Regions from separate parts of the Mus musculus genome. Here region 2 is linked to region 1. Evidence: chromatin loops called from intact Hi-C (ENCODE). Cell type or tissue: gastrocnemius. All regions are shown on one strand. Each heading gives the region's core, and the rest is flanking DNA. Links, peaks and the distances in the headings are about the cores only.

Region 1 (5,384 bases), core at 59-5,058:
AACAGACAGACTGACATGGTGCTGGAGCAGTAGCTGAGAGCTTACATCCTGACACATAAGCAAGAGGCAGAGGGAGCAAGAGACTGGGAAAGGCCTGGGCTTTTTAAACCTCAAAGCCCACCCCCAGTGACACGCCTCCTCGTCCTTCCTAAGCAGTTCCACCAACTGTGGAGTAAACATTCAAATATATAAGCCTATGGGGGTCATTTGTATTCCGATCATCAATTTCTTTCTGGTGTGTCGTACATGCAGCATTCTGTTGATGTTCACGTATGTAACGGGCAGAGGCCAACACTGGGTGTCATCCTTTATGGACTACTATCGTAATTCTTGAGTCAGTATCTTTCATTAAACGTGGAGGTCTCCAGTTGATCTCAGAGATCCTTCTGGCTTTCCTTCTCTGGAAATGAAATCACTGATCTGTGCCAGTACATCTAGATCTGAACCTGGATCCTCAGGATTGTGTGGCCAACAGCGGACTCCCTTCCCAGATCCTGAAATAGTCCCAGCTGTATAGATTGCTTATTGATGGCGGGTGCATTTGCACTTTGCCAATACATTTGTGGTTTAGTCTTACCTATTTGATTTGGTTACAGAATCCTTTCCTTTCCTTTCCTTTCCTTTCCTTTCCTTTCCTTTCCTTTCCTTTCCTTTCCTTTCCTTTCCTTTCCTTTCCTTTCCTTTCCTTCCTTTCCTTTCTTTTCTTTTTTTAAATTTGGACTGTTTTCATTTTTTTTTTTAATAAATGGATCATAGCTAGATCACTTATAAAGAATTAATTAGAGGTTGGGAAGACATGCTTAGCCATTAAATTCATTCATGACCATAGAAAAAAGAACCTTCAATTAGGAAACACTGCCCCGTTTTTGTTTCCTTCTCATGGTAGTTTGCTAGGCCTCCCTTAATATGTTCTGGATAACAGAATCAGTCTACTCAGCTGATCTGACCTCATTCTCATAAAACCAGAGCGAGAACTGGATGTCTGCAGTGTGTCCTGCTGGCCCTGGGTGCCAGTCTCTGTCAGTCTGCAAGCAAGCTACAAGAGAGAAGACACAGACACCACCACCCCAAATACGGTGACAGCACATTGGGGGAGCATTGTATTATGTAGTTGACAATGTGAAAGAGCATACTAAGGGTTCTCTGGAGGAAGGGGAGTGAATTAAAAAAAACAACCCACATCATTGATTTAATTTCCCTTTAAAGGACAAAGAGAAACGGGAAGTAGAAACAGAATTCTGAACGTCTTCCTTTCTGCCTTCTTGGGGATGGGGGCGGGGGTGGGGCGGAGAGCGGCTCCTTGATTCACACAGAAATTGACATTTGGTTATAGGAATACAGGGTAAATCTATAATGATCTAAGACTGTCTTACCTTGGTCCACTCTAGGCAACAAAATAGCGACATACACACACATTAAAAAATGAAATTAATCAGGCAACATACAGGATTCTTAGATTCTTGAATTCCAGAAAACTCAAATTCGCTTGCTGTTTAGGACAACAGAAATCTTCTCTGGGTATCTGGAAAACTGGATGTCTGCTATGGAGAAAACCTGGGTGTGTACACTTCTGTTATACACACAGCTACTCAGCACCGGTAACTGTATCTTTGGCTTCTGTAGCTCACACGATCCAGTTGACATATAATTTCCCATTTATGTGCTCTGAACTGCAAAACACACAGCAAGCTCTCTACTCAAGAACTCTGGGTCCCTCTGCCCGGGCTTACTCCACTCAGCATCCCGCCTGGCACCAGGTGGCGCTTTCCTGAGCCTGTTTCTTCTCCCAATTATTCTACCCTCTATTTCTTCAACACAGATAACTTATAGTCACAGGACATCTCCTTTTAAAACACCCAAGAAATGAGGGTTTGCAAGTCTTCAAAGACAAGAAAACCAATCCTACCTCCCACATATTTTCGGTATGGTTAAGTTGCCGATTTCCAGTTGGTCTTCACAAGACCTGGAGTGCAGTGTCCTCAAGGGGCAAAGGTACTCGTTTAAAGACAGATCTTAGGACCAGTCGGACACTGCTTTATTTGAGATTGCTTAAGAGTGAGCTAGGGGAGCAGGCAGTACATCCCATCAAAAACGATTAGGGTTTTGTGAATTCCCTTCCTTTTTTTCTTCTGCAGAGGTTCCTCGGCTCGTCCAGTAGGTGTCACTATAAGCAGAGAACAAACATCGGGCAGCATGGTCTGGAACCTTTATTTTTCTAGCATAATAATTTAACGTATTTACATACTACACACTCACTGTTTTTACACAGAAACTTACTCAATATACCTATGAACCACATCTACAGGTTTCTCTGCAAAGATTCGACACAATGGGGGGGGGGGTCAAGCACAGCAGAGGGGGCAATGTGGTTTTGAGTATTTCCAAAGAGAGACATGGGAAGATCTGTGAAAATCAGGGTTTTGCCCCAAGTTTTAAGCTCTCCCAGGAGACCCGTGAAAAGCTATAGCCTATTTGCTTGGCAGTATGGTCTGAAATTCTTCTGGCTTTGGACTTCATAGGACAAGTTCAAGCAATTTATGTTCCTTAGAAACCCCAAAGAAAACCTGGCCCTTCTCTACAAAAGTACTTGATTTCTAAAAGTTATCTGTGGGAACTGTAAAGGACACACAGGGACACCAATTCTGAAGGAGAACACTAACACATTATTACTAACGCCACTGCTGTAGGACATCTCAGGGCACCCTCTCCAGCTAAACAATACAGCTAAATAAGGAAACTTTCTTTTCCAAACTATTGGGTGGACACGGTGGCTTTGTTCTCCTCAAAAGGATAAAAGGTGTAGCAATCACACACTCTAAAGGCAGACCTTGTAGAAACGTCTATTGTTTTTACTTTTATATTTGCACAGAAATAGTGGTTCAAAGTATCCAACATTTTCCCTTCCTTGTTCAACGCAATCACAAGTTAATAGCTATTGACAACTTCTGAACTTGGCACATGGCTACACAGGTGAACCAAAGTGGCCATGCTTGAAAGCTCAGGGTTGGTCAGTCCTAAAGCAGCTTTCCTAGAAGGATCGTCTTTTACAGATCTAGGTCCTAACTCTCTGGAGCTCAATCTTTAAGAATACAAAGCAGGGTGCCTTCATAGCTGCCCCCAAGGTGAGACTCTGCCGCCTCTAGATCAACACACAATCCCACCCATTGGCAATATCACTTCTAAGAAACACATCTTCACAAAAGACTCCCCGTTTCCTGCCAGCCTTTGTCTGTCAGTCCCACTGGCCAACAGGACATGTCAAAAGGCATCGCCTTGTCCCAACAACGTTATTTAAGGTTTGTTATCTTTTGCTTGTGAAAATGAAAACTTTAAATATTAAAACACAAATCGTATCACTTCTTGGAACCAAAACACAGTTAGTTATAATAATACAAAGCTACCTATTCAGGAGTTAACTTTGCTAGCCTCACTGTCTTCTGTTACGTCCCCTTTATAGCTGACACCAGCAATACAATGCAGGAGGCATGGGAAGACTTTACCTGGTGAGGATCTCACTAAGCTGGCAGAGAGTTGAAAAGACGGCGATGACTTGGGGAGTGAAATGCCTAGTTATGACCATCAGGACGCATAGGCATCCACAGGCAAGTGCATACTAATACACACCAAGACAGATTTTCTCTTCTTCAGGCCGTACTCCTGGACCTCAGTATCAGAGGAACACTAACAGCCAGTGCTTGGAATCCAGAGGGGAGGTTAAGGAGATGCTGGAGCAGAGCCAGAGAGCACTGTCAGGACTCCAAGCAGCCAAGGAGAAAGTCAAGAATGTGACTTTTACAAATTACAAAGGAGGGCAAAGCATGATCTCTTCTGAGTTGATTTTGTTTTGCTTAAAGAGTTAATGGAGGGGAAACTACAATTTACACCGGGATAGAGGATGAGATAGAGTTACCAGCTGGGGCACAGCAAGATGCCTGGTATTTACTTGAAATGGCCACCTCCAGACTGGTACATAACAAACATCAGCTTCAGAAGGGTCACCCTAGTAGGCCATATGTGCTCAAATGCACATAAGCGAAGGCTGAAGTTGTAGCACTAATGTGCCCATGTACTGAAAAAGCGAATTGTTAGAAACAGGGCTCGTTAGTGAGATCCACATTTTAAGAATCAAAAGTACTTACAAGTGAGGGGACAACTTTCCTCTCAAATTGACACTTCAAAGGAAGGGAGACAGCTCCATCAGGAACTGAGTGCCTTGGTAAATCAGTAGCAATCAGTAGCCATGGGAAGTGCAGGGGGAGCAAGCAGAGGCGGTACAAACTAGTCACCTCCAAATGGATCGCTGTGGTTGGTGTCTGTGTATATGCACTGTACATACTAACCAGGTACACACATAAATATTTAATATATAAAAAATAAAGTGCTTTCTAAGAGGCCCCTAGGCAGGGACGTTATAAAACATTTCACAAAACAGCAAAACAAAATTGATACAATCAAAAAAACAACACTATAACCAACATAGGTGAAAACAGCCAAACACATAATGTACAATCTGGTGTTCCAGGACAAACATCTGTCATATACATGGTATATACATATATACTTTTTCACTCAATATATTATGACAATATATATTTAAAATTTTGTTATAGACAAAAAAAAAAGAAACTCAGAAAAACAAAAAAACAAAACAAAGACAAGAAACAACTCCTACAAAAACATAATAAGGATCAAGCATGTGAGTCCAAGACCAACAGGCAAATCCCTACATCCCCCACAGCTGCTGGGGAAGATGTGCCAGCGTTCCTTTCTTGGGTGCAGCGCTTCCACATCCTCCAAGGCACTGTGGGCTGCAGCAGTAAAGTTGGCATCACCAGTGGTGAGCAGGTCGAAGACACACGATTGGAAATAGATGTCCTTCACCGGCATCTTCTCGTGGCATTGGGTGCTGGCAGTCTCCAGTGTGTAGCCAGGCCAGGCCTGCACTGAGGTGGTGTGAGGCAGGCTGTGCCCCAGGATAGCAGACACCTGGCCTTGTCCATCATCAATGCATTCACTCATGGGGCAGCCATTCACACACAGCTGCAAGTCCTGGCTTTCCTCATAGGACATGGCCAAGTCTTCGGGCATCCGGATAGCGAGGGTTAGGTAGCGACCCAGCTGTCGCACAAACACTGTGGTGCCTATGTAGCGGGCATGCATCTCTACGTAGCGGCCACTCTCCTTCTCCACGATGTGAAGACTCTTCACGTCACCGTCCCCCCCACTGGTGGTGCCATCTACAAAGGCGGCCGGCAGGTCATCTGTCACAGCTTGGTACACCTTCTGATCCGTGCACTCGTGCTGTGCTTTGAAGATAATCGTGACCTGTGGGGTGGAAGATGCACAAGTTAACACAGCTGGGGGGAGGGCGCCACTCCACAGCA
Region 2 (5,384 bases), core at 200-5,199, 1.1 Mb after region 1:
AACAACAATAATCATATTCAAAAAGCAGCCAAGGGTGTGTTTGCCCATAATATTCCAACCAAGAAATGTGAACTACCTCTCCTCGTTCCCAAAATGTGTGTGTGTGTGTGTGTGTGTGTGTGTGTGTGTGTGTGAATATGGGTGAAGTGCCAGAAAGAGGCACTGGATCTCTTAAAGCTGCAGTTACCAGTGGTTGTGAGATGTCTGGTACAATGAGTGCTAGTAACCAAACCCCAATCCTTTTTGAGAAAAGCAAACACTCATCCACTAAGCCATCTCTCTAGCATTTTAATTTAGTGTTTAAACACCAAAGACTTACTGATGGTATCTATCAATTTTTTTTCAGTGCTGGAAATCAAATGTAGTGCTTATCCATGCTAGGCAAGTGCTGAGCTAAAAACCCAAACCTTGCTAAGTTTTTAGTTCATTCGTATTCTGGTTTTTGAGGTGGGGTATTACTCTGTACCCTACACTGTCTTGGAATTCAGTATCTTTTCACAGGCTGCACTGAGACTCACAGTGGCCTTCAGTCCCCTAGTACCTGTAACACTAACATTAACTTATATGGCAAATAGCTACAGTGCCCATTTGAAGCATTAATGGCAGCTGAGGCACCTGAAATAACTTCTAGACATCGTCCAACGTAACAACTACATTCACCAATGAGAAAACAGAAGCCCAAGTGGAAAAGCCACACCTGTGCCTTATCCCAGTTGATGACTCATTAGGTCCTCACTGGGCACAGGCTTTGTGTCAAATTTTATGCTGGATGGTGGAAAGCACAAAGACATTCACTTTCATGGAGACTGTAGTCTGGTTCTGGAGGAACACAGGAGCACACACAAGTCATGAATTCTAGTTGTGTGTTATAAAAGCTAAGAAAATTGTTACCCTAATTCCTGAGGAAGAGTGAGTGATAGATATGCCGTTGGCATTGTTCATTGAAATGGCTCACTGAATAAGTTTAAGTCTAGCTGCCTAGAAAATTCACAAAGACAAAATATTCTCATTTCGAAAATAGATATACCAACCTTTATCCTAAAGCATATAAAATAACTGAATTCTACATTTACTAATTCACATATGAATTAGTAAAATTTCAAACGACAGCTCTCACTTCTATCTGTGTTTGAGTCCTTCATGGCTAATACATTCTTACACTATTTAAATCAGTGCAAAACTTCAGTAAAATCACTGATTTTTTTTTTCAGCTCATTTCTAGAAATAAAATTCAACTGCATCAAACTTTACTTACATCTTTTATTCTGGGTTTTCTAGAAGGCAATGTCTCTGTTTTTATTATCTTAATTATTCTTATTCTCAATAGCTTATACTTTGGTATAAAGTAGACATAGTTATTAAGTTTAAATCGCATCTTTATATTCTTCCGTTTGTTTTTGAAAAAGGAAAGACAGCAATATAAAATAGCCTTTAAAAATATAATGTATGATTATGGAAAATATACCAGAAATCTGGGCTTGGTGACTCATGCCTATTATCCCAACACTGGGGAAGCTAAAGCACAAATCACAAATTTGAGGTCAGCCTGGACTACATTACAAGATCTTGGCTTGAGAACATAAAAACAAAAATAAAGAAAGGAAAAAGGGAGAAGGAGAAAAAGCAAGAGCAAAAGATATATATGTGTGTGTGGATATATATATATGTGTGTGTGTATATATATATATATATATATATATACCACACAAGGGAAAATGTGTCATATGCTCATGATGACTTGCAGAACTGTGACACCATCTTTGCCTTTGTAGTGTGTCCGAGGGTAAATTTAGTCATGTTAAAACTGTAATGGACAAATTGGAGCAGAGAGTGAGACAAGCTGCCGCAGCCATGGAAGGAGCTAGGTGGGCAGCTTCCATACAGGGTGCCTAGACTTGAGACAAAGAACATTTATTAGTATTTAAAATGGAAATGTAACTTTCTGTCCTGGTTTGCTGCTAGTTTGTGGTTTCTGGCTATAACAGCTTCAGCTTCGCATTCCTAGAATACAAGTTCAATTCCTGCTCTGAGCTGGTTTCATCTTGCTTAGGAAAATCTCAGGGTATTACAACCCCTTAGTCTAATGCCCTCATTAATTTAATACGGGCTAGACTGAGAAAACTGTAGAGTTTATATTTGATTAACACAATGCTTTCTCTTCAAAGTATATTTTCATAAAAAAATATTTTTGAGTTCCCTGTAGATACATACTTATTAAATGTGATCAATCAAAAGAAATAATACAAGTTCTAGGTTCCTCAGTGTCTATATATTTCCAAAGTCAAACCAGTAGATGAAGTATTTTTGTTTTTTGCTCAAGTTCCTTGGTTTAAAATTTAAAAATAATTAACACAAATTTTTTATTTTTTCTATTTTTCAGAAATTTAAATCATTCCAATTATCCAGCTACACACACAAAAAAAAATCTTGTTAGAATATTTTAAAAGTCAAAATTTATGAAAAGTCACTAAACTATCTCCCTAGAATATAAACTAAGATACATAATGCCACTACTCATAACATACTCAAACATAATATACTCAATATTGTTGTAAAATAAAAGAAATTTTAACATGGTTCTAATAATGAAATGTTACCTTTCAATAAAATTGATCAGAAATTTAGTAGCAGTGGCCACCAAGTGGACAGCTCTGGTATTACAACCAATTTCTACACCAGAGCAGGCTTGCTGTGGGTGTCATGAAAAGAGAGCTTAATAATTAAATAATACATCTTACGTAATTAACAAATATACTGTCACTGCTAATAACTATCAGTTTGGAACCCATCAAAGTTCAAGACCTACATGAATGAAATAAATAGCATTTTAAAATAAATACACTTTAAATCATTAGTTCTTGAACTGTGGTTCGCAACCCCCTTGGCAAACCTCTCCAAAATTATTTGTATCATGATTCATAGCAGTAACAAAATTACAGCTATGAAGTAACAACAAAACTAATGTTATGGTTAGAGTTCACCACAGCATGAGGAGCGACATGAGGGTCACAGCATTCGGAAGGTTGAGGACCACTCTTTGAAATCAACTGAATAAATATAAAGTCAATTTAGAGACAAACACAGGTAAATGTCCAATCCTTAATCCTATAATAACTTCCAATATTCATAATTATTACATTATTTAAAATAAACAATAAAGCACAAGGTCACAAATTCTATAATCACTGAAATAATCCACATTAAAGAGAATATCTGTGCTGCCTTTGCAGAGCATTAAACATGGTAATAGCACACAAAATGACGTGATGACTATATCCATCCAGATGGGCCTCTTTAGAATCCTGTTCTTCAAGGGAGAAAGTCCTGTTTACCTCAAGAAGTAGATCCCCATGGCCAAAAGAATAGTCACACAACCAACAACAATATCCAATGTCTAATAGTGTTTCTAAGAATTTCACGTAGACTAATTTATTAGTCCTCATAGTAATAAACAACCGTGGTGGATTGAATAATGTCTCACAAGTGATAGCAAGTCCTAATTTCTAGACCTTGTAAATGTTACTTTATGAAGATAGTCTTTGCAGATGTGACTAAAGCCCCTGAGATGGTGAAGTTATCCCAGATGGGTTTACACGTAACCAAAAAAGTCTCTACAGGAGAGGGGCAGGAGGAGATTAGATACACACAGAATAAAAGACACAGACTGGAAGGTGATAGAAAGAAGAGGCAGAGGCTGTGCCTTGTTTCCAGACGTGCTCTAACTTATTTTGTTTTGAAAAGTGGAGTTCTGATCAGTACTGGAAGAATGAAATAATCTTGTCAGTTTATAAAGTATTCCTTTGAATTGCCAATAACTCATTGTTTTATGTTTACACAATAGCCAGATCTATCCTTTGATTCTGAATAAAATTTTTCATTAGTTTCTTTAATAAAATTTAATTGTTATAAAACCTAATTTGCTTCACAGTGCAATACTTTCTCCAAATTAATGATGTATTTGTATGAGAGAAAAAAACGTGTTTGTTCTAAAACATTTATAGTTTCTGCCACCTTCAATGGCTCATGTATTTAACCAGGATTATTAAAATGGCAAAATCAAGAGAAGGGCTAGACAGTTTATTCTTTGCTTCAATATTTCCTGCTTCTGAAAGTTATCTATAACTCAGCCAATCTGAATTCCTTCCCTTATGGCCATCAAGGAAGTTAGGATGTTGGCTTGGGCAAGTGACCCAGATTACTGAGGGAGACTAGACTTCCCCGCAACTGAATTCTGTTTCTCCGCAATTCTCCTGTGTGCTTGCTTGCTCTCTCACTTGCTTGTTGGCCTGGTTTTCAGTTATGATCTTTCCACATAGTGCAGTCTAGTCTAATTCACTATATACCCCTATCAGTCCTCACTTCTCCTGCCTTAGCCTGCCAAATACTGGAATTGAAATAGTGAACAAGACCTCAAGACCCAGTCTTTCATTATTAAAATCCTCACATCTGCCTGTGCTGTGTAGCTGTGAATTAGTTAATCCGCTTTGGCTCCTGGTGGGTTGTGTGCTGCACCAGCCCAAGAGCTCTCTGGATTCACAAATGAAACACATACACACACACACACACAGAGAGAGAGAGAGAGAGAGAGAGAGAGAGAGAGAGAGAGTCAGTCACACGCGCGCAGCTCTTAAATCTAAATTTTATCTTGTTGCCCTGGTTCCTTCTGGGTGCCTCCGTTCCCACCATCTTTGCTGCCCAAAATGCTCTGGGCAGCCCTTCTGGGGAGCCCTTTCCTTCTTGTACCTACATTTTGACCATTACTCCCTCCTGTTCCTTCCAGGCATGGTCCACCCTTCTTCTGGTGGAGATCCTTTTTCTCTGCTCTGTGCTTCTTCTCCTGGGAACCTACAAATCCCGCCTCTCTCTCTGCCCAACATTGGCTGTTGGCTCTGTGTTGATCAATCAAAAAACCAGTTGGAGACAGTAACCTTCAATGTTTGGACATGCAGATTCCCAATTTGGAGTTCCAATCAAGACAGCATTAGAACCAATTCCCAACAGCTATGTACTTCCCATCAAAATGATTTACGATTTAAGAGTTATTTTTCCCCTAGTACAATGGCTTAATGATGCCACATAAATGTCATACAAATTTCAGCTACAAATCTTTATAGAATGGAAAGGCAAGCTCCAGTTTATATGCACTATAAACATAAAATTGAATTAAGAAGTGTCATTATTTTCATATCAAAAACTATAATTTCAAACATTACCCCTTGCAGCAATATTGTTTGGGCCCTGTATTACGTACAAATATATTATAGAAGATACAACACAAAAGTTAGTAGTGGCCAGGTGTGATAGAAGTAAGTTATGGGCTGGTGAGATGGCTCAATGGGTAAGAGCACCCGACTGCTCTTCTGAAGGTCCAGAGTTCAAATCCC

Evidence for each region. Peaks named below come from ENCODE experiments on the same cell type or tissue, not always from the same donor. Only the 100,000 strongest peaks of a DNase experiment are listed, where the experiment ranks them.
Region 2: it touches region 1 in a loop (6-fold over the local background); 15 of 42 quality-filtered maps call a loop at or near these places.

The regions. Positions count from the first base shown.
Region 1 is chr17:15,802,477-15,807,860 of GRCm38, forward strand. It overlaps Rgmb (repulsive guidance molecule family member B), which reads right to left. Exons shown (of 5, transcript NM_001372257.1): 5 at 2,185-5,325. The coding sequence ends at 4,669. Among named protein-coding and RNA genes, the nearest start is that of Rgmb, 26 kb to the right of the region's middle. In gastrocnemius, for the core only: a CTCF peak has its summit at 2,157 (motif pointing right); a DNase peak (open chromatin) is centred at 1,749; H3K4me3 peaks cover 391 bases; H3K27ac peaks cover 2,259 bases.
Region 2 is chr17:16,898,308-16,903,691 of GRCm38, forward strand. No RefSeq gene overlaps it. Among named protein-coding and RNA genes, the nearest start is that of BC002059, 51 kb to the right of the region's middle. In gastrocnemius, for the core only: a CTCF peak has its summit at 2,638; a DNase peak (open chromatin) is centred at 2,645.